Regions from separate parts of the Mus musculus genome. Here region 1 is linked to region 2. Evidence: chromatin loops called from intact Hi-C (ENCODE). Cell type or tissue: left cerebral cortex. All regions are shown on one strand. Links, peaks and the distances in the headings refer to the core of each region. The heading gives the core; the rest is flanking DNA. Region 1 has its middle 60 kb from the start of Gm22749. Region 2 holds the start of Catsperb (cation channel sperm associated auxiliary subunit beta).

Evidence for each region. Hi-C counts contacts between places; a loop is a spot of excess contacts. Peaks named below come from ENCODE experiments on the same cell type or tissue, not always from the same donor. Only the 100,000 strongest peaks of a DNase experiment are listed, where the experiment ranks them.
Region 1: it touches region 2 in a loop (8-fold over the local background); 19 of 42 quality-filtered maps call a loop at or near these places.

What each region holds. Positions count from the first base shown.
Region 1 is chr12:101,157,698-101,170,447 of GRCm38, forward strand. No RefSeq gene overlaps it. Among named protein-coding and RNA genes, the nearest start is that of Gm22749, 60 kb to the right of the region's middle. In left cerebral cortex, for the core only: no CTCF peak of the experiment used is centred there; no DNase peak of the experiment used is centred there.
Region 2 is chr12:101,396,373-101,409,122 of GRCm38, forward strand. Catsperb (cation channel sperm associated auxiliary subunit beta) reads left to right here and starts at 8,301. Exons shown (of 27, transcript NM_173023.2): 1 at 8,301-8,419. In left cerebral cortex, for the core only: no CTCF peak of the experiment used is centred there; no DNase peak of the experiment used is centred there.

The DNA of each region.
Region 1 (12,750 bases), core at 2,124-10,123, 240 kb before region 2:
CATTGGCAGCCCTGGTGGTGGAAGAACAGAAACGGGAAGTCCCCAGACCTCCTGCACCTCTTTACTCCATCTTATAGGATAGCACACCTGAGAAGGTCCTCTTTCTACCACCTTACACCCAAGCAGCCCCACCAGCACTTCCACCAGAGCCAGTTCCAGTACCACCCATATTCTGGGGGGTGCCAGCTTTGGCACTGCCTGTACCCCTGCAGATGCCATTTCCAGCTCAGCACATACTTCCCTGGGAGGGAGCCCTGGAGGAAGTACCACCAGCCCCAATAGTGTCAACTTCAGGAATGGAGGGGAGCAGGGTTGGCACAGTGGACTAGAAGCAGATGCATGGTGCCTTCTGAGGCTGTAGAGCCAGAGGCATATTCTACTCTTTTACCCCTAAGTGTGACTGGACCAGTTGACCAGCAGTAAAATCACCCTCATCATTATTGGCCCTTTGCTACTGCTGATCTTTATATTTGGAGGATACAGAATGCCAGATTCTCTCTCAACCCTAGAGAGCTCACTGTCCTCTTAGGCACTATCCTTTTCACCCATCAGCCCATTTGAGCAGCTCTTGCTGATCCTCTTTACTACCGAGGAAAAGGAACACATCATTTTGGAGGCCTGGAAGAATGTTCTGGGAGCTAATGGCACTCCAATCCAGAATCCTGCTGACATAAATGATGGATTTACCCTAAAGAGACTAGCTTGGGACTACAATATGGGTGTAAGTAGGGAGTGTCTCCGAGTCTACCATCAGTCTCTAATGGCCGGTCTCAGGGCAGCTGCTAGGTGACCCACAAACTTGGCTAAGGTTTATGATGTCAGGCAGAACGACAGTGAAGGTTCAGCAGAGTTCCTTGAATGGATTATGGATGCTTTCTATCATTATATGCACATAGACCCTGAGCAGGAGGAGAATTCTAACACAGTAGCACTGGTGTTTATAAATCACTTAACACCAGATATTAGAAGGAAGTTACAGAAGTTAGAAAGATTAGGGGAGAAGTCATTGAGAGATTTAGTGGAGGGTGTGGAGAAGGTGTACTATAACAGGGAAACTAAAGGTGAAAAGATTAAGACAGGGAAGATATTTACTAGAGATCTGGCTAAGTCCTTCTGGTCAATAGTAATCCAGACCAGAGAGATAGGAAGCACCAGCTCCAGAATATTGCTGAAGGGAAAGAGCCTAAGGGATGTCATAGACAAGTTTTAGGTAAGAACCAATGTACCTATTGTAAGGAGGAAGGACATTGGGCTAGAGAATACCCAAAGAGAAAGCAAAAGACTAAGACCAAGATCACCGAGGAAGAAGATTGAGGGAGTCAGGGCTCAGATCCCCTCCCAAAGCCCAGGGTAACCCTTAGAGTGGAGGGGAAGCCTCTAGACTTCCTGGTATGGATACTGGAGGTAGACATTCAGTGTTTGTAAAGGCTGAAGGGCTGCTGTCTACTAAGAAGTCCTGTGTCCAAGGGGCCACAGGTACCAAACAATGTTCATGGACTACTGAAGAACAGTGGAGTTGGGAATGGGATGGCTAACCCATTCATTCATAGTCATTCCTGGGTGCCCCTACCACTTACGGCGGGAGAGAGATCTAGCTAAAATGTGGGCCCAAATTCATTTTAAATCTGGGGAAGTCTGGCTAATGGATCAGAACGGTGATCCAACCCAGGCGCAGACACTTGACTTGGCCTCTGAGACAAGTCAGTGGCAGCCCCTGAACAAGATTTATTGGGGCAGATTGGAAATTACATCGTGCATACTGACCCCAAAGTTCAGGACAGGTAGAAAGGATGAACAGAACATTAAAAGTCACCTTAATTAAATTGACCATGGGGACTGGAGGAAACTGGGTGATGCTTCTTCTCTTTGCCCTGTATTGGGTGAGGAACTCCCCTTACCAGATGGGATTAACCCCCTTTGAGATTATGTATGTTATTCCTGCCCCCATCCTACCTAACCTCTGGTTGGCATCTGTTACAGAATTGTAAGATGATGAATTAATAACTAAGGTCAGAGAAACCCAGTGGGCTCACGTGTATGTTAGGCCTAAACTGCATGCCCTCTACAAAGCAGGCCTGGTTCTGGAACCACACAAGTTTCAACAAGGAGACTGGATCTACATGAAGAGATTTCACCTGGAGGTGTTGGAGCCCAGGTGGAAAAGACCTTTTGTTGCCTTGCTAACCATGCTGACTGACATTAAAGTAGACGGGATTACTGCCTGGTTGCACTACACTCACATTAGACCATCTGATCCCCACTTCTCAGAGGAAGATTACCAGGTTCCACCATTGCTGCTGGAATGGAAAGTTCAAAAGGGCATTGCCTGAACAGGACAGTTGAACAGGGTCTGGGGATCAACTGTGGAGAGAATGAGGGACAAGAAATGCAAAGAACAGACAAGAAGTCAGGAGATCTGATCAAGCTGACAAATTTTTATTATTCCCACACAGGTTATATACTCATAGAAGCAGGATATGGGGCAAGGGGGTGACGTAGAATCGCTTTGTTTCTGGGGGAATGCACCTGTTACCAAAAGCAGGATATTGACTAGTTAAAAAGTTCAACAGGAGGAACAGCACAGAATGGGTTGCTAGGTACCTGTCCACAAGATCTTGTCCACAAGATCTATAGCTCTTTGTTCTTAACTATGCCAGTACTTTCCCACAAGGCCAAGTCTTCATGTCAGTAGGCACTTATGGCTGACAAGGCATTAAAGCAGTTAACACCCAAACAAGGTCACTCCCAATAGGGCATTCATCCTGTAAAGTTAAAATTAACCTGGTCCCAAGCCTACTATTTTGGTTAACTGTATGCATTGCAGCCCCTAATCCACATCAGCCTTTGGACCTAACCTGGGTAGTTGAAAATCCTGAGACTGGCTATTGTGCCTAACTAGCTTGTATGAAGAAGCCACTTGGGACACTCTGGTTTTCAGATTTGACTTTTGATTTGTGCTGGCTGGCCAATAATTTATGGCCTGACACTCAACAGACTTTACGAGACTCTTACCCCAGTTGTAGATGGAGGACTTTTTATATATGTCCTGGGGTGGGGGAAGAACCACCACATGTATGGGTCTGGAACAGTTTTACTGTGCTGCTTGGGGATTCGAAACATCAGTCACAGGGTACCGGGAGTGGAAGGTGTCAAAGAAAGACCTTATCACGGTTGCCCAGCAGGGGGACAGTGCCAAAGCTTTACTTAGGTTCACTGCCAAAGGGAGGCAAGGTAAGGATGGGAAACTGAGAAATCATGGGGCTTCCGGCTTCACATTTTCAGGGGGAACAACCCTGGACTGCTTTTTACAGTTAGACTCTCAATAAAGCCAATTGTAAATCCACTGCCAGTAGCTGAAGGACCAAATCATGTTTTGACAGACCCCAAACCTGTGTTAACATCATCCCCCAGACTAGTGATCACTCTATCCCCAGTCATTCAACCACAGGGATCTTCAATTCCAGAACTTTTCCTGAAACACACAGAACCAGTGGACCCCCTCTGGTCGGTGATGTTAAAGACCTTCTAAATCCTGAATGTCTCCCAGTCAGAACTTACCACCTTTTGCTGGTTATGTTATAATGCTAGACCCCTCCCCCCCCCCCCCCCCCCCGTTTATGAAGGTGTTGGGTTAATAGCTGGATATAATGTGTCTGAAAGGGATGTTGCATGTATGTAGATGGTCTCAGGAAGGTTTGGATTTAACCTTGCAGACCATATCAGGTCAAGGTACCTGCCTGGGAAAAGTCCCCTCATGGTACCAACACCTCTGCAATTGGACCATTCCCACTGTTCATTCCAAATGGATTATGCCTCCGGAGAGGCATGGTAGGCATGTTCAACAGGACTAAACCTGTGTGTACATGGAGAGGTTCTTAATTCCTCTACCCCAAAAGAATTCAGTACCTCATATAACCTATTACTCAGAAGAGACAATGCTGAGAACTCTGGTAGGGAATGTTGAAGGAGACATCATAAGGCAGAAAAGGAAACCTATCTTTCTAACCTTAGCCATAGACTGCCTGGAGCCTGCACTGGGATAGCTATAGGAAAGAATTACAATAGCTCAAAGGCAGACATAGATGAAGACATCCAATGCCTAGAAAAGTCTATCTCATACTTAGAGCATAACATGGACTATCTGAATGAGGTAGTCCTGCAGAATGAGGCTGGGATTAGACTTAGTGTTCCTATAACAAGGAGGGCTATATGTCACTTTGCGTGAAGAGTGTTGTTTCTATGTCAACCATTCTAGAGTTATTAGGGAATCATTAGCCAATGTTAGGGAGCATATAGATTGGTGCCCTAGGGAATAAGAGAATTCCAAAGTTGGTATCACTCATTTGATTCTTCCCTCTGGTTAACAACTCTCATCTTTACCCTTGTGGGACCTCTTGTCCTCATTTTACTCCTCCTCATTTTTGGGCCACACATTATCAATAAGCTTTTTCAGCATATGAAACAGAAACTGGGAACTATCCAACTGACGGTAATGAGGTCACAGATAACCCATATCTCAGAGCGCCCAAGACTGACCTCTAAAGTTACTAGCAGAGGAAGGACTGAAGAGACATGTGGTATCCTGCCCTGACTCTGCATTCATCCTTGGCCCACACTCCCTTGTCCCTGCACCAAGTCAAAGTGGCCAGCACTTCTATCCCCTCCCCTTATCCCTCCCTCCGGAAGATTCTGGCCTTGGGATCAGACGAAAGGTAGCCTACCCTAGCCTCCACATTCCAAAACTTGCCTTTCCTCCCCTGATTAACAATCAGCATTTCTCCAGTGCAGATGGCTCCTGTCCTTGAAGGAGGCAGGAGCCAATATTCTTGAAGTGATATAAGCCCATTCTTAGACTTTGGGAAAGAGTCAAGTAAATGTTCCTAGACAGCTGTGACCAGTTTGTAAAATACACTAGCTTCTGATAAGGGAATGAGTTACTTCTTCCAAGGCCAGGAAGGTCCTTTTCCAGCTGCATGATTCTGCCCCACTGTCTGAACAAATGTTATCAAATTTGAAGGACGACACTCCTTTACCCCTTCCCCAATCCTGTAACTCTAAAGCTTGAGAATCCTGACTTATTTATACTCCTATATATATCTCAAGCCCTGGACTCTAGCATCTCATTCCTAATTGGCAGAACAGGGAAGGCTTGTGATCTGAGTCACACTTGTATAATAAAGACTCTCTTTGTTCATGTATCAGACTCGCTATTCCTGGTGGTCTCCTGGGGTTCCCTCAAGCTGGGCATAACAACAGCAGCAGACTTGGTGGTGGTTGTGGCTGGGGTGCAGAGAGACCTTCTATGGGAGATTAGACAGCGGTTCTACAGGCAAAGGCCTTTTCCATAGCTCTTTTCCACAGTGGATTCCAATGAAAAGAGATAGTCTGTTGTTTCAAATAATTTATTGCCATAGTGGAAAATGGATGTGTAAAACCATAATCCACTTCTCAGAGGGCCTGTGATTAAATACCTTTTGCAGGGAGGAATGTATGGGAAGGAAAGCTATGCCTTCCACATATCTTCTTAGCATGGAGTTCTCTGCTTTGAGCCTTCGAGACCACAGGTCACATCTCTTTTCCTATTGTCTTGGTCTAAGATATTAGGGATGCCCCATCTATATGTGGAAGGGGTTGGGGTATTGCCCTTACATGACTGATGGCCACAAATCAATGGGGGGCTGTGGTTAGTAACAGGGGCCTGGTGCCCGGTAGAAGGTGAACAAAACTCTTATTGTCCCTTTATGATCTCCGGGGCTTCAAAGCCTTTAGCTTAACTGAGAACCAAGGTACCTCTCACTGTCCACTGCCCCACAAGGATCCAAGTGCAAACTGAAAGGAATGTGTGCCTCTGGTTAGGCAGTGGTTCCTCGTCCCCTATGTCCCCTGTGAGGTTGGGGACTGACCTGAGATCCTGGTGTGTCAGAGCTTCTGGGAGTAAAGTCTTCCTCTGGGTGTTGTAGGAATGGGTGGGGATCCAGTGTCCTGGATCTTCTCCAGGAGCAGGTGCAAACCAGAAGGAATGTGTGCCCTTGGATCTTAGTCATTCTTATGGTTGCAAGATGGAATCTCAGGGTTGTCTTGATTGGCATTTTCCTGATGAATAAGGACACTAAACATTTCTTTAAGTGCTCTTTGGTTGGTGGCTTAGTCTCTGGGAGCTTCCAGGGGTTTGTGTTAGTTGACACTGTTGGTTTTCCTATGGGGTTGCCCTTCCCTTCAGCTCCTTCAATCCTTCTCGTAACTCTTCCATAGGAGTGCCAGACCTCAGTCTAATGGTTGGCTGTAAGAGTCTGGATCTTTCTCAGTCAGCTGCTGGTAGAGCCTCTCAGAGGAGAGTAATGCTAGGCTCCTGTCTGTAAGCACAACATAGCATGAGTAATAGTGTCAGACTTTGGCTGCCCAAGTGGATCCCAAGTTGGGCCCATCTCTGGATGGCCTTTCCTTCAGTCTCTGCTCCATTTTTGTCCCTGCATTTCTTTTAGACAGGAATAATTCTGGGTCAGAAATTTTGATGGTGGGTTGGTAGCCCCATCCCTCCATTTGAGGCCCTGTCTATGTATTAGAGGTGGTCTCTTCAGGTTCCCTCTACCCACTGTTGGGCATTTAGGCTAAGGTCAACCACATTGAGTCCTGGAAGCCTTTCACATCCCAGCCTCTGGGATTTTCTGGAGGGTCCTCCCACCCCCCCCCCAAAAATTTATGCTGGCTACAAAAAAAATGCAGGGACAGGAAATGGAGCAGAGACTGTGGGAATGTCCAACCAATAACAGGCCCAACTTGAGACCCGTCCCATGAACAAGCACCCATCCCTGACACTGTAAACGATACTCTGTTATGCTTGCAGACAGGAATCTAACATGGCTGTCCTCTGAGAGAGTCCACTCAGTACCTGACTCAAACAGATCAGACACCCACAGCCAAACAGTGGATAGAGTTTAGGGACTCTTTTGGAAGAATAGGAAGGAGTGCAGCCCCTGAAGGGTATAGGAATTCCATAGGAAGACCAATAGAGTCAGCTAACCTGGACATTTGGGACTCTCAGAGCCTGAACCACCAACCAAAGAACATAAGCTGCTGGCTCTAGATCTCCCCACACAGATGTAGCAGATGTGCAGCTTAGTCTTCATGTGGGTCCTGAACAACTGAAGTGGGGATGAGGGTAGGGATGGGGGTGGGGGTGACCAGGAGGGGGGCAGTGAGTGGGATGTAATGTGAATTAGTTAATTTTTTAAAAAAGAAAAAGTATATATCACAATTATAAAACAATCAGACAATACTGTTTAATCGTCAATGTCTAGACAATGAGAAACAGAACTAATTACTTCTTCAACTAGTTAGGTACAAAGGAAAAAATTGAAAAACTGATTAGGAGGGAAATGATTTGCTATTTAAATACTTGAAAAGTACAGACACAGGACAATTTTCAATGCCACACTCAATGATGAACTGTGTGGATTACAGTGGCCTATATTTATATTTATAATACACTGTATAATAATTACAATAAGATTATAATGGAACCAAAAGATTCTTGTAGACTACTTATATCGTCGTGATAATATTACAATACTATATATTACTCATGTTGGTGATGATGTTGGTGTAATCAAACCTGCCAGGCATATAAAGTACAGAAACTACACTTATGGATATAACATAAAACTTAATGGTCACAAAAGATGATATGCACTGGTTGATGAAATTGCTACATCATAACTTTTTGCTATTCTATTAGAGTGTACTCCTACTTACAAATGATAGTTTATTGTGTAAACAGTAGGCTGGAATATGCTCCCAGCAGTCTAAATCAGTTTGTGCACATCCTGTATCTCAATACATGAAGAGGCCACATGGAACAATTAATTGTCTCATACAATGTAAGTTTTATGAGTACCCTATGTTGTTTGCTCAAGATGAAGTCCCCTAAGGACACATCTCCATGATGCATCCCTGACCTTAAGAGATACATGACTACCCATCAACCAGCAACAAAGTATGTATTGTATGGGATCTTGTTTCCTACAACCACAGGAAATTTTATGAATAATACAACTGAGAAAACATAAGCAGCCACTGAGTGGATGTACAGGAATCATTATTATTTGTAGGCATGAAATGGCATAATTTTGTTTCATTTTTATAAAAAGACATTTTCTCTTAGAACTGAGCAATGGGGTTGAGTGGGTTGGGAATTCATTCATTCAACAGAGTACTTGTTCGACAAGCAAAAGGACCTGAGTTCAAGTCTCCAGCACCATTATAATAGGTTACTGGGGAGGCAGCCATAGGCAGATTCCTGGGTCCTATTAGTCACCCAGTATCCTCATTCTGTGGGCTCCAGGATCAGTGAGAGGCTCTGTCTGGAAAATGCTTACCACCTTCTAGTGCAAGAGACAACATGCAACAGAAAGGAGCCTCCAGTATCTGGGACTGTGTTATTATTAGTAGAGATACTTTGTTTCAGGGTGAGGACTAACTTCTTTCATTCAAGTTCACCAGGGGAGAAGAAAAGATTAATTCTTACACAGGATCTTTCCAGGAACACAGAGCAGTCTACTTCTGTGATATTTATATGAACAGGTTTGATGTGGTCACGTTACAGTTCTTTTGAAGTAAAGCATCATTATAAAATGGGATTAACATTAATGGCTTGTTCTGTAAGATCAAGAGTTGACAAATGGGACCTCATAAAATTGGAAAGCTTCTGTAAGGCAAAGGACACTGGCAATAAGACAAAAAGGTGACAACAAATTGGGAAAAGATCTTTACCAATCCTAAATCTGATAGGGGGGCTAATATCATATATATATATATATATATATATATATATATATATATATATATATATATATATATATATATATATATAAAGAACTCAAGAAGTTGGACTCCAGAAAACCAAACAACCCTATTAAAAATGGGGTACAGAGCTAAACAAAGAATTCTCAACTGAGGAATACCGAATGACTTAGAAGCACCTGAAAAAAAAATGTTCAATATCCTTAATCATCAGGGAAATGCAAATCAAAACAACCCTGAGATTCCACCTCACACCAGTCAGAATGGCTAAGATCAAAAACTCAGGTGATAACAGATGCTGGCAAGGATGTGGAGAAAGAGGAACACTCCTCCATTGCTGGTGGGATTGCAAGCTGGTACAACCACTCTGGAAATCAGTTTGGCAGTTGCTCAGAAAATTGGACATAGTTCTACCAGAAGATCCAGCAATAGCACTCCTAGGCATATACCCAGAAGATGTTCCAACTTGAAATAAGGACACATGCTCCACTATGTTCATAACAGCCTTAATTATAATAGCCAAAAGCTGGAAAGAATCCAGATATCCCTCAATGGAGGAACAGACACAGAAAATGTGGTACATTTACAAATGGAGTACTCAGCTATTAAAAACAATGAATTTATGAAATTCTTAGACAAATGGATGGATCTGGAGGATATCATCCTAAGTGAGGTAACCTAATCACAAAAGAACACACATGGTATGCACTCACTGATAAGTGGATATTAGCCCAGAAGCTCAGAATTCTCTTTTTTGGGGGAAGGAAAGGGTTTTATTTAGCTTACACATCCAGATCACAGTCCATCACTGAAAGAAGTCAAGGCAGGAACCTCGAGGCAGGAACTCAAACAGAATCTATGGAAGAATGCTACTTACTGGTACACAAGCTTACATTCAGCTGCATTTCTTCTCCTTAACTTGTTTTAGATGTATGTATTTATTTAATGTGTATGAATATTGTGCTTGTGTAGATATTTATTCATCACATGTAAATCAGGTGTCAGAAAGTATCAGATGCCCTGGAAGTGGAGTTACAGATGGTGTGGGCCATCATGAGGATTCTGGTAACTAAATCTCAGCTCTCAGAAGAGCAACAAGTATTCTTAACCACCAAGTCAACTCCATCCCCTCAGCTACCTATCTTTTACCGCCTAGGAGCACCTGCCCAGGAACAGCATCACCACAGTGGGGCAGCACTTCCCCAGTGGGGTAACAACCCCCACAGTAGAATAAGCAAGGTTATCAAGATGCTGGCGAGAATGTGGAGAAAGAGGAACACTCCTCCATTGCTGGTGGGATTGCAAACTTGTACAATCACTCTGGAAGTCAGTCTGGCGGTTCCTCACAAAATTGGACATAGTACTACTGGAAGATCCAGCAATACCTCTCCTGAGCAATACCCAGAAGATGTTCCAACTTGTAATAAGGACACATGCTTCACTATGTTCATAGCAACCTTATTTATAATAGCCAAAAGGTGGAAAGAATCCAGATGTCCCTCAACAGAGGAATGGATACAGAAAATGTGGTACATTTACACAATGGAGTACTACTCAGCTATTAAAACAATGAATTTATGAAATTCTTGGGCAAATGGATGTATCTGGAGGATATCATCCTTAGTAAGGTAACCCAATCACAAAAGAACTCACTTGATATGCACTCACTGATAAGTGGATATTAGCCCAGAAACTTAGAATACCCAAGATACAATTTGCACAACACAAGAAAACCAAGAAGAATGAAGACCAAAGTGTGGATACTTCATCCCTGATTAGAATAGGGAACAAAACACCCATGGAAGGCATTACAGAGACAAAGTTTGGAGTTAAGACAAAAGGATGTACCATCCAGAGACTACCCCACCTGGGGATCCATGCCATAATCAGCCACCAAGCACAGACACTATTGCATATGCCAGCAAGATTTTGCTGACAGGACCCTGATATAGCTCTCTCTTGTGAGGCTTGCCAGTGCCTGGCAAATACAGAAGTGGATGCTCACAGTCATCTATAGGATGGAACACAGGGCCCCCAATGGAGGAACTAGAGAAAGTACCCAAGGAGCTGAAGGGGGTCTGCAATCCTATAGGCAGAATTCTTCTTAGAAGGAGGAACAAAATACCCATGGAAGGAGTTACAGAGACAAAGTTCGGATCAGAGACTGAAGGAAGGACCATCCAGAGACTGCCCCACTTGGGGATCCACCCCTTAAACAACCACTAAACCCAGACACTATGACAGATGCCAACAGAAGCTTGCTGACAGGAGCCTGATATAGCTGTCTTCTGAGGGGCTCTGCCAGTGCCTGGAAAATACAGAAGTGGATGCTCACAATCATCCATTGAACAGAGCACAGGGTCCCCAATGAAGGAAAGTACTCAAGGAGCTAAAGGGGTTTGAAGCCCCATAAGAGGAACATCAATATGAACTAACCAGTACCCCCAGAGCTCCTTGGATCTAAACCACCATTTAAAGAAAACACATGGTGGAACTTGTGGCTCTAGTTGTATATGTAGCAGAGGATGGCCTAGGTGGTCATCAATGGGAGGAGAGGCCCTAGGTCCTGTGAAGGTTCTATGCCCCAGTACAGGCGAATGTCAGGACCAGGAATGGGAGTGGGTGGGTTGGGAAACAGGGGGAGGGAAAGGGGGTAGGGGATTTTTGGAGGGGAAACTAGGAACTAGGAAAGTGGATAGCAATTTGAAATGTAAATAAAGAAAATATCTAATAAAAATGTTAAAAAAATCAAATAAAATTGGGTTAACTAGCATCATAGCATGATTCCTTGTCAGTTTTGTGCACATTTATGACTATTTGGTAGTGAGGAACTCATTCGGATTTATGCTGGGGACCCTTAGTGAGTCTGCACACCCAACAGAGAGCATCCATGCAGCAGTGAATATGGGAGAAAATGGGAAATTCTGTGCACGTACAGTTCTTCCCAGGCTTGCACCCTGTGTGCTTGCTTGTTTTTCTTTCAGTAAGTTCATTTGCAAGTCATTAGTTCTTAGTCCTATTTTTCTTTCGAGACAGATATGAAGCTCTCCCTGATGGTTGCCTTAGCTTTAGTATTTGGAGACAGAATGACCCTTTGGCTGTTACAGTTTTCCTTAAGTACTCAATAAGCATCCTAACACTCTACAGTAGATATTATATTAAGACTTATAGGTTTGGTGAAGTACTGCTTCTCATAACTTTCCACAGAAAATCTCTGATACTCGTGATAGAGGCAGTCAGTTGGAAATTCCAACTGCCTATCCTTTAAGATTGTTCTTAGCAGGCTTCTGTATTTAGTAGCAGCTAATTGGCTGTTTCCAAAGTTAGGTAGACTGCTAGGCAGTTAACTGTGAAAACTCAGCTCTTGATACTTGGGTCTTCAATCTGTAGAGAAGAAACAAGGCTAAGGTAGAAACAAACAACAACACAAAGCCAAAAAGAAAGGCAACGAGGAAGACATTCAATTAAAGGTAATATAGAGAAAGGCATTAAAATAAACTTCCTTGCTCAAATGTTAATTTGATGTAATCTCTTTTCTGTGCCAATGGAATAGCTGCAAGTGATTCAAAGGAGAAGAAGTTAGGCTTCTTCTCTAGTTGAATTTACAATGTTTTTAATCACAGAAGAAAAAGTCATCCCAAATATCTTGTTTGTCTTAGACACTTGGGTAAACTGAGTTTTTGATACTGGAAATACAGTTTTTGAAACTAGATCTTCAGTCTACATAGGAGACTCTACACAGAAGAAACATGGGTTAAAGATAAAAAAAAAAGGCAATCAAGTAGCAACTAAAGGTAGTTGTAGTTATAAATAATAAAATAAGCTCCCTGCTATAATATTAATTTAAAGTAATTACTTTTCTATGACAATAGCATAGTTACAAATGAACAGGATGGAGAGGAGTTAGGCTCCTTCTTTCTTTTTTTTAATTAGATATTTTCTTCATTTACA
Region 2 (12,750 bases), core at 3,723-11,722:
AAATCCCTTAAAGTATTGCAAGAAAATAGGACCAATCAGGTGATGGCATTGAATAAAACCATCCAAGACCTAAAAAGGGAAGTAGACACAATAAAGAAACCCAAAGTGAGGCAACACTGGATTTAGGAAACCTAGGAAAGAAATCTGGAACCATAGATGAGAGCATCAGCAACAGAATACAAGAGATGGAAGAGAGAATCTCAGGTGCAGAAGATTCCATAGAGAACATCAGCACAACAATCAAAGAAAATACAAAATGCAAAAAGATCCTAACTCAAAACATCCAGGAAATCCAGGACACAATGAGAAGACCAAACCTACGGTGCTGTGTTGTGATGATGGTGAGTGATCTTGGTTTCTGTTAGAATATTCTTACCTTTGCCTTTCGCCATCTGGTAATCTCTGGAGTTAGTTGTTGTAGTAGTCTCTAGTTAGTGCTTGTTCCTCAGGTGTATATGTTAGCCTCTATCAGCAGACCTGAGAGACTAGATCTCTCCTGAGTTTCAGTGTTCAGAGTACTCTCTGCAGGTAGGCTCTCCTCTTGCGGGGAAGGTGCCCAGCTATCTCGTTTTCGAACCTGCCTCCTGGCAGAAGTTGTGATCCACTCACAGAGGTCTTAAGATCCTGTGGAGGAATGGATCAATTCGCATTCTTCTACATGATAACCACCAGTTGTGCCAGTACCATTTGTTGAAAATGCTGTCTTTCTTCCACTGGATGGTTTTAGCTCCCTTGTCGAAGATCAAGTGACCATAGGGGTGTGGGTTCATTTCTGGGCCTTCAATTATATTCCATTGGTCTACTTGTTTGTCACTATACCAGTACCATTCAGTTTTTATCACAATTGCTCTGTAGTAAAGCTTTAGGTCATGCATGGTTATTCCACCAGAGGTTCTTTATCCTTGAGAAGAAGAGTTTTTGCTATCCTAGGGTTTCTTTTTATTCCTAAGGTCAAATCTAAGTGGATCAAGGAACTCCACATAAAACCAGAGACACTGAAACTTATAGAGGAGAAAGTGGGTAAAGCCTTGAAGATATTGGCACAGGGGAAAAATTCCTGAATAGAACAGCAATGGCTTGTGCTGTAAGATAGAGAACTGACAAATGGGACCTCATGAAACCTCAAAGCTTCTGTAAGGCAAAGGATACTGTTAATAAGACAAAAAGGCCACCAACAGATTGGGAAAGGATCTTTACCTATCCTAAATCAGATAGGGGACTAATATCCAATATATATAAAGAACTCAAGAAGGTGGACTCCAGAAAATCAAATAACCCCATTAAAAATGGGGCTCAGAGCTAAACAAAGAAATCTCACCTGAGGAATACCGAATGGCTGAGAAGCACCTGAAAAAATGGTCAGCATTCTTAATCATCAGAGAAATGCAAATCAAAACAACCCTGAGATTCCATCTCACACCAGTCAAAATGGCTAAGATAAAAAAATTCAGGTGACAGCAGATGCTGGCGAGGATATGGAGAAAGAGGAACACTCCTCCATTTTTGGTGGGGTTACAAGCTTGTACAACCATTCTGGAAATCAGTCTGGCAGTTCCTCAGAACATTGGACATAGTACTATCGGAGGATCCCACAATACCTCTCCTGGGCACATATCCAGAAGACGTTCCAACCAGTAAGAAGGACACATGCTCTACTATGTTCATAGCAGCCTTATTTGTAATAGCCAGAAGCTGAAAAGAACCCAGATGCCCCTCAACAGAGGAATGGATACAAAAAATGTGGTACATTTACACAATGGTGTACTACTCAGCTATTAAAAGGAATGAATTTATGAAATTCCTAGGCAAATGGTTGGACCTGGAGGGCATCATCCTGAGTGAGGTAACCCAATCACAAAAGAACTCAAATGATATGTACTCACTGATAAATGGATATTAGCTCAGAAACTTAGTATACCCGAGATATAAGAGACAATTTGCAAAACACATGAAACTGAAGAAGAATGAAGACCAAAGTGTGGACACTTTGCCCTTTCTTAGAATTGGGAACAATCACCCATGGAAGGAGTTACAGAGACAAAGTTTGGAGCTGAGACAAAAGGATGGACCATCTAGAGACTGCCATATCCAGGGATCCATCCCATAATCAGCCTCCAAACGATGACACCATTGCATACACTAGCAAGAGTTTGCTGAAAGGTCCCTGATATTGTTGTCTCTTGTGAGACTAGACCGGGGCCTAGCAAACACAGAAGTGGATGCTCACAGTCAGCTATTGGATGGATCACAGGGCCCCCAATGGAGGAGCTAGAGAAAGTATCCAAGGAGCTAAAGAGATCTGCAACCCTGTAGGTGCAACAACATTATGAACTAACCAGTACCCAGAACTCTTGTCTCTAGCTGCATATGTATCAAAAGATGACCTAGTCGGCCATCACTGGAAAGAGAGGCCCATTGGACATGCAAACTTTATATGCCCCAGTACAGGGGAATGTCAGGGCCAAAAAGTGGGAATGGGTGGGTAGGGGAGTAGGGGGGATGGTATGGGGGACTTTTGGGACAACATTGGAAATGTAATTGAGGAAAATACGTAATAACATCAAAACAAAACATAAAAGATCCCATTGAGGGTCCTTTGTATACCTTACGGGTGTCTTCAGACTCCATGCCCAAGGTACCCCTGTGCTGGTGTGGACCGGAAGGGACTTGCACCCCTGATCAGGCTGGGTTTTCTGCTTCCCTAATTAATGCAGTCTCAAGTCCCACATGATTGGATTGGAGCAGCAGCTTTGTTCCACTCACCAGAGGTCTTAATATCCCGTGGAGGGTCTTTGGGTAGCTTGTGGGTGTCAGCTGACTCTGCGCCCTAGGTACCCCGGTGCTGGCGGGACCGGAAGGGCTGTCCTTGTTTTTAATAGCTGAGTAGTATTCTATTTTGTAGATGAAACACATTTTCTCTATTTGCACTTTAAAAAAATGAGAGCATAAGTTAAGTTGTTACAGAGGACTCTGACAATACAAATATATGATATATTTATTGATTTAATGACTTTTCTGATGCAAGGTCTCATTACATAGCCCTGGTTGTTTTGGGACTCTTAATGTATACCATGCTGGCCTCAGAGACCCACCTGTCTCTGCCTCCAGAGTGTTGGGATTACAGGTATGAGCCACCATGCCCTACTGAGTTAATTATTTTTTAGTTAAAAATTTTAAAGTAAATTTTAGAACTAAGATTTCACACTTCATCCACATTAACATGTTGACATTTTCCTTCATAACATTTTTATATATTTTTGTCTTAGTTGCTTACTCTTCTTCTATTCCTCTCCTTGCCCTGCCTCTCACTTGTCTCCAATTGTTGTCTTCTAGCTTTCAAGTAACAAGTATTCCATTATCATCCCTAATCCCTTCCTTAAAAACTCTTTTCCATAACAAATAATGATAAAATAATATGCAACATCCATCCACTTTGTGTTCCTATTTCTAATTTCCTGACTGGTGTACATACAAGTACAAATATAAAAATTAAAAGGAGGGTCAACATATGAAAGAGAACATGTAATATTCTTGTGAGTCATGTCTATATCACTTGTTAACTTCCAGATCTATCAATTTTCCTGAAACATTCACTATATCTATATCTATCCATATTCATATCTAATCTATACCTATATCTATCTATAGTTTACACTCTCACAAAGAGTTCCTTTTCCCTAACACTCTCACCAGTATTTGTTGTCATTTGTCTTTTGATGATAGCCATTCTGCCTGGGATGAGATAGGATCTCAAAGAAGTTTTACTTTGCATTTACCTGATGGTTGAGTCTACTGACCATTCTTTAAGAATGTATTATACTTTTGTATTACTCCTTTCAAGTACTATCTGTTCAGTGTTTGGCCATTTAGGGGTTCTGGTGTTTTCTGTTTTCAGTTCTTTATATATTAGAGATATTAACTCCTGTCTAAAGTAGAACTGGCAAAGATTATTTTTCCCATTCTGTAGGCTATCTATTTACTCTGGTAATAGTTTCCTTGCTGTTCAGAAACTTTTAAATTTCATAAAATTCCACTTGTTAATCTCTGTGTTGGATAATCTTGTTAATTTCCTGTGCTTTAGAGTTCTAATAAAAAAATTGACTTATGCCTGTATCTTGAAGTGCTTTCTCTGTTTTCTTCCAGCAGTTTCAGTGTTAAACATTTTGTTAAGTACTCTTTTCTGAAAAATACAATAGACTCCTAAATTTTGAAGATAATTATTGACCTTTTATTCAGAAGGAAGCCACACTAGTTACTTGTAGATTATAAAATGTAACCTAATTGAATGAATATAAAGGAATGAATACAAAATAATTGAATAACTTTTATATTCAATTATATAAAATTAAATATAAATATTTCATTTTATAATAAAAATTAATACTATGTTAATTTACCTGCAAAACTGTGATCCAGATCTGCTCTGCTAAAGAATTATAAAGCAATTTCACATTCAATTTCTCCAAGTTTTTTTCATCTACTGATAGGGTGATTCTATCTGAATTATAAAGAACTAAGAATAAAAATTCCAGGCAATCTTTTTAATCCAATTAACATTTGATTTAAACCAATTTTAAAAACACAAATAAAACAAATGTATTGGACTTTTGGGACAATATCTTACTATGTAGCCTTGACTATCCTGTAACTTACTTTGTAGATCAAGCTGGCCTTGAACTCACCGAGACCTTCTTGCCTCTCACTCCCAAGTGCTGAGAGTCAAGACATGTGCCACCATCCCTGGCAAAACCTGATATATATTTTTTAAGTCTCCAGCATAGTAAGATAAAGATCACACTTCTGGTTTTTGTATGTGTGTGTGTGTGTGTGTGTGTGTGTGTGTGTGTGTGTGTGAAATGCTAGAGATAAAATACACTAAGAATGCATATCTTTTAGGAATTTAACAGAACTGCAATGTAGGAATTAAGTTAAAACTCTGTAAACAGCACTTTTCAGGTTGACGTACTTCTGAAAGTTCCTTAATCCATGTACTTTAAATCATAAATAAAAGATATATAGCAGCTTACTTTAAAAATACATTTGTTTTTGCTTTGAATACTAAGCCATGGGCTATCTGATCTCAATTTGTGATAATACCATTAACACTGGTACACTAACCAGCAGATAAAATGAATTAAACCTGTTTTTCTTTATCCAATTATAACAGTGACAAGATATTACTAAGTAGAAATAACCTGCTGAGCAGTATACATAGGATACTGTATTCCTTACCCAGGCTTCTGTTACTGCCCTGAGAATTTTTTCTTGAAGAAGAACTACTAGGCACACTGGAAAATGAATCACGTCTCTGCAATAACAATAACAATAGCAACAATATGCTTCAGTCAGAAAATGAGTATCAAACTACAAAAACTTTCATGCTTATGCCCCAATTAAAAACCTTGATATCAAATTCCATGTTAATCAATTTGTCATTGTTATTGGTCAGAATTTCCTATGCTGGTAGGAGAGAAAAGAAAATTGTAACATGTACTGAGAAATACTTTAGTAGGTAACATTAGAAAATCTTCAGTATTTTCGGTTTGGTCTTACTTTTCATATTTCATGCATTATTGGAGGTGTCCAGTAACCTACTAAAGTATAAAACAGTATTATCATAGCATAATTCCTCTAGACCAGGAGCAATTGCATCATGCAAAACATACAAATAAAAATTCAGACACCATCACGGGACTACTAAACAGAAAAATTCTAGGGATGAATCAAGCCTTGACAGTTGTATTTAACAAAAATCATCAAACAATTCAGATGTGTGTTAAAAGAGTGGTTTATATAGCATTAGTTGGGGTGCACTATCTGAAGGTGTGTCTCTGTATATTCAATTGTTAATTCTGTACTAGCAGAGAGCTAATGGCCCATCACTGATCTCATATTTTGTAAATATTCGTTCTTCCTTACCTGCCTAAGGCATTCTAAAATTGTATCTGATTGACTTTAATAAAGATCTGATGGCCAATAGCTGAGCAGGAAGTGGAAGGTGAATCTTCCGGGCAGAGACTCTGGGAGAAGAAATCAGAGGCAGGCGTACCAGCCGACATGGAGGTGGACAGATGGACAAGAGCTGGGCAGAGAAGCACACCTGACTATGTGGAGGGAGATTGTGCCAGGTTTGGTCTGGATAGAGTGCTCTGGAGACTGCTTGGCAAAAGGCCTAGGCTTTAAAATATTAATAAGCCTCTGTGTAGACATCCACATTGCTGGTGGGTCTGAGATAGTCCTGGTATAAGAATTAAAAACTAATTATAGAATTATTAAGGCTAATTGAGAATGAATGCCCATTTTATAAAACATGCCTTCCACACCAACTTAAAAGAAGTCCATGGTATATATAAGGAGATGTTCAGAGTACTTTTACTCTCATTTACAGGAAGATAGATGACTTGTCTTTAAACTTTCCCTCTCTCTATTGCTAAAAGGATTTTTGGTGTTTTCAGACATAGTTTTATTACTATGTGGCCCAGGCTGGCCTCATATTCTTAACTGATCCTCCTGCCTCAGCTTTCTAAATGTTGGGATTACAAACATAAGGAATCATTTCTGGTTTGTTTCCTTATTTCAAATAGAACTTGGCTGAACTATAAACAAACCTTTTAATCTATCAGAGAATGCTATATTAAAGCATCCTTTATACCCCAATAGAAATAACTAGTAACTAGTAACTAGTAACTAGTAACTAGTAACTAGTAACTAGTAACTGCCTGGTTATGTTCAATAAGCAAAGTTAAATAAGCTCTGTTGACTATACAATTACAAATACTAATTGCCTCAAGATACTTCAGTGCATACTAATTAAGAGATAAAATTATGCAAAGTGAAAGAAATATAATACATTTTATTAATCACTGAAAATTTCCTAAACTAATGAATATAGGAAATGACAAGTATTTATTCTTCAGATATTATAATAAACATAGTCACAGAAATACATGTGGTTCCTAATGAAATTCACACAGTTCTGATTATTTTTATTTGAAACAGTTCACGTAGAGTGAAATTATATAATTACTATATCTGGATGAATCGCTGAGATGAAGTTGTAAGATCAAGCATAGATTTGCTTAGCCCAGGAGAACCAGGAAGTTTACTGGTCCTAAAATTGCAAACTACAAAGGGACAAGAAAATAGGTTTTTTAATTAAAAAAAAAAAAGGAAACAGGAGGAATTCATCACGTAAATTATATACAAATTTATGTCAAAAGAAATTGTGATAAAATCTAAAAAAGTTCAATTATAATCTTTAAGGCAGAAGTACATAGCAATCAAATAATACATTTTCATTTCCACATTAAGTATTAAGCATGTTTTTGCTTATATTCTCCAATCCCTTACCCAAAAAAAATAATTTAATAGGACGTAAGTACTCTTCGATTAGTCACCCAGTATCCGCATTCTGTGGCTCCAGGTTCAGTGAGAGGTTCTGTCTGGAAAATGCTTACCACCTTCTAGTGCAAGAGACAGCATACAACAGAGAGGAGTCTCCAGTTTCTGGGACTGTGTTATTATTGGTAAAGATACTTTGTTGTGCTCTGCACTTTCTTTCAGGGTGTAGACTAACTTCTTTCATTCAAGTTCACCAGGGGAGAAGAAAAGTCTTTCTAAGAACACATTAAACTGAGAGCGGTTTTCTTCTGTGATATTTATACAAGCAGGTGACAGTTCTTTTGAAGTAAAGCATGATTATAAAATTGGGTTAACTAGTATCATAGCAATACTACTTGTCAGCTTTGTGCCCATTTATGACTATTTGGTACTGAGGAACTCATTTGGATTTATGCTGGGGACCCTTAGTGAGTCTGCACACCCAACAGAGAGCATCCATGCAGCAGTGAATATGGGAGAAAATGGGAAATTCTGTGCACATACAGTTCTTCCCAGGCTTTGCACCCTGTGTGCTTGCTTGTTTTTCTTTCAGTAAGTTCATTTGCAAGTCATTAGCTCTTAGGCCTATTTTTCTTTCGAGACAGATATGAAGCTCTCCCTGATGGCTGCCTTAGCTTTAGTATTTGGAGACAGAATGACCCTTTGGCTGTTACGGTTTTCCTTAAGTACTCAATAAGCATCCTAACACTCTACAGTAGATATTATATTAAGACTTATAGGCTTGGTAAAGTACTGCTTCTCATAACTTTCCACAGAAAATCTCTGATACTTGTGATAGAGGCAGTCAGTTGGAAATTCCAACTGCCTATCCTTTAAGATTGTTCTTAGCAGGCTTCTGTACTTAGTAGCAGCTGATTGGCTCTTACCAAAGTTAGGTAGACTGCTAGGCAGTTAACTGTGAAAACTCAGCTCTTGATACTTGGGTCTTCAATCTGTAGAGAAGAAACAAGGCTAAGGTAGAAACAAACAACAACACAAAGCCAAAAAGAAAGGCACCGAGGAAGACATTCAATTAAAGGTAATTGTAGAGAAAGGCATTAAAATAAGCTTCCTGCTCAAATGTTAATTTGATGCAATCACTTTTCTGTGCCAATGGAATAGCTGCAAGTGATTCAAATGAGAAGAAGTTAGGCTTCTTCTCTAGTTGATATTACAATGTTCTCAGTCACATAACAAAAATCATCCCAAATATCTTGTTTGTCTCAGACATTTGGGTAAATTGAGGTTTTGATACTGGAAATTCATTTTTTGATACTGGATCTTCAGTCTACAGAAAAGACTCTACACAGAAGAAATATGGGTAAAGGATAAAAAGAAAAGGCAATTAGGTAGCAATTAAATGTAATTGTAGTAATAAATATTAAAATAAGCTCCCTGCTATAATATTAACTTAAATTAATCACTTTTCTACGACAATGGCATAGTTACAAATGAACCAGATGGAGGTAAGTTAGGCTCCTCTCTCCTACAGTTCTCAGTGTTTGGTACCAGAAGGAAGGGAAATTCCAAATCTGTGACTTGTCATAGACAGTTATATAAAAGCCACAATAATTAAAGGCATGGGTCCTAGAGTTGTTCAGCTGTTGTCAGTTTACTAGTTTAAGGTGAAAAAAGGGGTGAAAGATTTTGTCATGTATCACTATGTAGTTTCCAGGTTTGAAACTGACTAGTGAAAGAAATAGTGTAATTGCCTGATAAGAAGTAACATTTGAATGTAAGAAATTGAAATTTATATAACAGAATGAAGAAGTTGTAGAACTAAGGAAGTACTTTTCTGTAATGAAACTGTCAAATGCATTACAGACAGTGTGGAGTAGCTGTGACACTAATCTTACTGAATAAAAAGTTAACTTAGAAAAGCAACATACTCAAAAGTACTTCAATTGTTCAAGGTTAACTCAAGCTAAAATTTAGACAGTCTCTCGAGATATAAAGTGACTGTTGAAATGAGGGAATTTCAAGTTAGGATGTATTGCTATATTGAAGGATAAAGGAGAGAATGCTAAGTGTCACCCAGTTTACTAATAGGTCAACTATAGTCATATTTCTGATATCCTTGAATTTTTTACTTTGTGGCATCTTCTAGTATTGATTAAACCCATGGAGTACAAAGATCATGGTTCCAAGATCATCTGTCCCTAGGCAGTAATGAACTTGAAATGTGTTTTTGTTAGTTATTTTTCTATTACTGTGATAAAAATCACATTACCAAAGCAACTTTTAGAAGCAAGAGTGTGTTTGGGTGTGTGGTTCCAGAAAGTTAGAGTCTATGGTAGCAGGGCAAAGGCATGGAGAAAGAGCAGGAAGCTGAAGACTCACACCTTGCACCACAAGAAGAAAACAGAAAGACTGAAGACTCAAAGCCCACCTTGAGTGACACACTTCCTCCATCAAAGTGACATCTCCAAAAGCTCCTAACAGTGCCATCAATTGATGTACATCATGTCCAAGTGTTCAAATGTCTGAGACTATGGCAGCAGGTCATTTAACCCACCAGGAACCCCAAAGTGCATTCTGTCACCAAACTCAAAGAATAAGTAGAAAGGCTCAAACCCGAAAAAGGGGGTGTGCAGTTAGTAAGAGTCAAAGGGAACCTGAGCCCACTTCTGACATGTCTCTCTTGTAACTCCCTCAGATTTCTTTACTACATGAATGTTTAAAGTCTTTCTCAGTAAGTTCTTAGTTCTTCTGTCTAAGATAAGCCATAGACTAATCCAATAAAATTAAATTAGCAATTTTATGCCTACCTAATAAAAAGATTAGAGCAACATTATGGATAGCAATACTATAGGTCAAATGAACTAGGGACCTAGGTCATAATGTATTTTCATTAAACTAAAGAGAAAAGCTGGTGGATTCTAATGGTGTTATATAATTTAATTTAAATGGTTAGGTAAATAATCCAAGATTTTTGACAGGAGCACTATTTTTAAATTAAGCAATAACCATATCTCAACATAATGTTTAACTTATTCTTACACAAAAACATAATTGAGTCCAGCACCACGCTGGTATACTTTAACATAATAGCTCTTTCCTCTAGCCTTGTGACAACTTGACTCATAGAGAGACCGAAAACATGGACTTTTTTAAAAATTGAGAAAACATGTTTTTTTACAATATTTTCTGATCAGAGCTTCTCCACCACCAACTCCTCCTAAATCGTTCTCATCTCCCCACCCTACTCCATACCGTTTTAGCCTTTATCCCTTTAAGAAACAAACAGATAAGTAAAAGAAAAGAAAAAGAAAGAGAAAGAACAGAAGAAACACGCCCACAGAGACACACACACAAAGTCATAATAAACTTGGAAAACCATAACACCCAAGCCAAAAACAAAACAAAACAAAACAAAACAAAGCAATATGAGATTTAAAAAAAAATCACCATTGAGTTTATTTTGTGTTGACCATGTACTACTAGACATTAAACTTAACCTGAGGTGTGGTTTGTATACCCAGTGAGACTCCATGGAAAGAAACTAATTTTTCCTTTTCAAGCTGTTGTCATTGGGAGATAGCTTGTTGATTATGGATGGAAGACATGCCCGTTCCTCTCCTCAATGCTGGCATCCCAGCTGGCTTTAACTTGCTCATGCCCTGGACATGCTGCCACTGTGTTCGTGTGTTCATGTACAGATCAGACCTGGTGTGTCTGGCAGACACCGTTTCCTTGGAATCACCTATTACCTCTGGCTCTTAAAATCTTTTCACTTTCTCTTTAACATAGCTTGCGGAGCCTTGAGGGGCATGGTTTGAGGAGGCGAAAACACCTCCTTTAGGAATGAATATTACAAAATCTCTCACACTTAGCACATTCTTCAGTTGTGTGTCTCTGTGTTAGTTCCCACCTATTGCAATAGGAAGTTTCTCTTGTGATGGCTGAGTTGAGGCACCCATCTATTCTGATAGGTATATCAGAAATTTGATAGGAGTCAATGTTATTTGGTTTCCCTCTAGTACCATTATCTATTCTGCCTCAGATTCTTGGGAATATCATGGAGTAGGCTATAACCCCAATCACTTTCTAACTGGATTTAACCAGAGGGTTGTTTATAGAGGGTTGGTGGTTGCCTTTATCCTCCAATAGCTTGCAAAAGTACCTTTCAGTACTATGAACTCTAGTTGGTAGAGATGAAGGCTCAACTTGGCTTTTTCTTGTTCAATGAAATATGTAAGTCTTCAACAATAAGACTTTACCATTAGTTTGTGGAGAACAAATAATAATGTACTTTAAAAAGTTTTCAAAGGTTGTATGGTGGTACATGCCTTTGAAATCCTGGAACTTGGAGGCAGAGACAGGCATTTCTCTATGGTTTGAAGAACAGACTGGTGTCTGTAGTGAGTTGCAGCCTAGAACATTGAGACCCTTTCTCTAAAAATAACTGCGTAAATAAAATAGACCTCTTTGATAATATGAAAATGATAAATTCAAAATTTCAATGGATATTTGAGCCCTTGTTCACTAAATATTCTTAAATAAGCAAATCAAATTTTGAAGGAGGGAAACCCCTAATTAGTTGAGCCGTTATCAGGAGCTCTGCAGAGTCTGAGATTTCAGTCTACTAAAGTTGACGAGTCAGTCTAGTGTCTGCTTTTGGATGTTGGCAAAAGACACTAGATTCCTATGTAAGAGACAAAAGGCATCATTACTCACAGAGAAAAGCATAGGCAGAGTATCAGTGTGAAGCTCTTTTCAATTCCCTCACATACAAAGTCCAACAGCATTTTCTAAGGTTCTATGACAAAGCACCACACACTGAGCAGATTAAGCCAAAGAATTTTTTCCACAAGTCTGGAGGCCAGAAGCCTGAGGCCAAAAGGTTTCCATGGTTGATTTCCTAGGGGCCATGAGGGAAAATCAGTTCTGGTCTCCCATGAATTTGTAGATCTGTTATGGTCTCCCATGAATTCGACTCTGTCTTTGCCTCAGCTTTCTTTTGTGTAACTCTGTGCCCAAGTTTCTCAGCTTTTAAGGACACTAGACATTTTCAGTTAGATCATTGCCAATGACCTTATTCTCCAACTAGGATCACATCATAGGGATTAGGACTTGAATATGTGAATTTTGTTATAAATGATACTTTCAAGGTAATGAGATGCATCACAGGGGAAGAACACTAATATTAGGAGAGTCACCAAAGAAACCGGCTTGCTCTTGCAACTCCCTTACATCTATTTGCTCGAAACAGGAACCTGTGAAAAAACCATGGATAAAGAGCAGCAGAGACTTGCATTCTTGCTGTAGATACAACAGGCAAGAATGCTTGGAACTATGTAGACTATCTCTCTCAAAATATTGTTAAAATAGTAAAAAGCAGGGTTGTGTTTGTTGGCCAATTTTGATTTG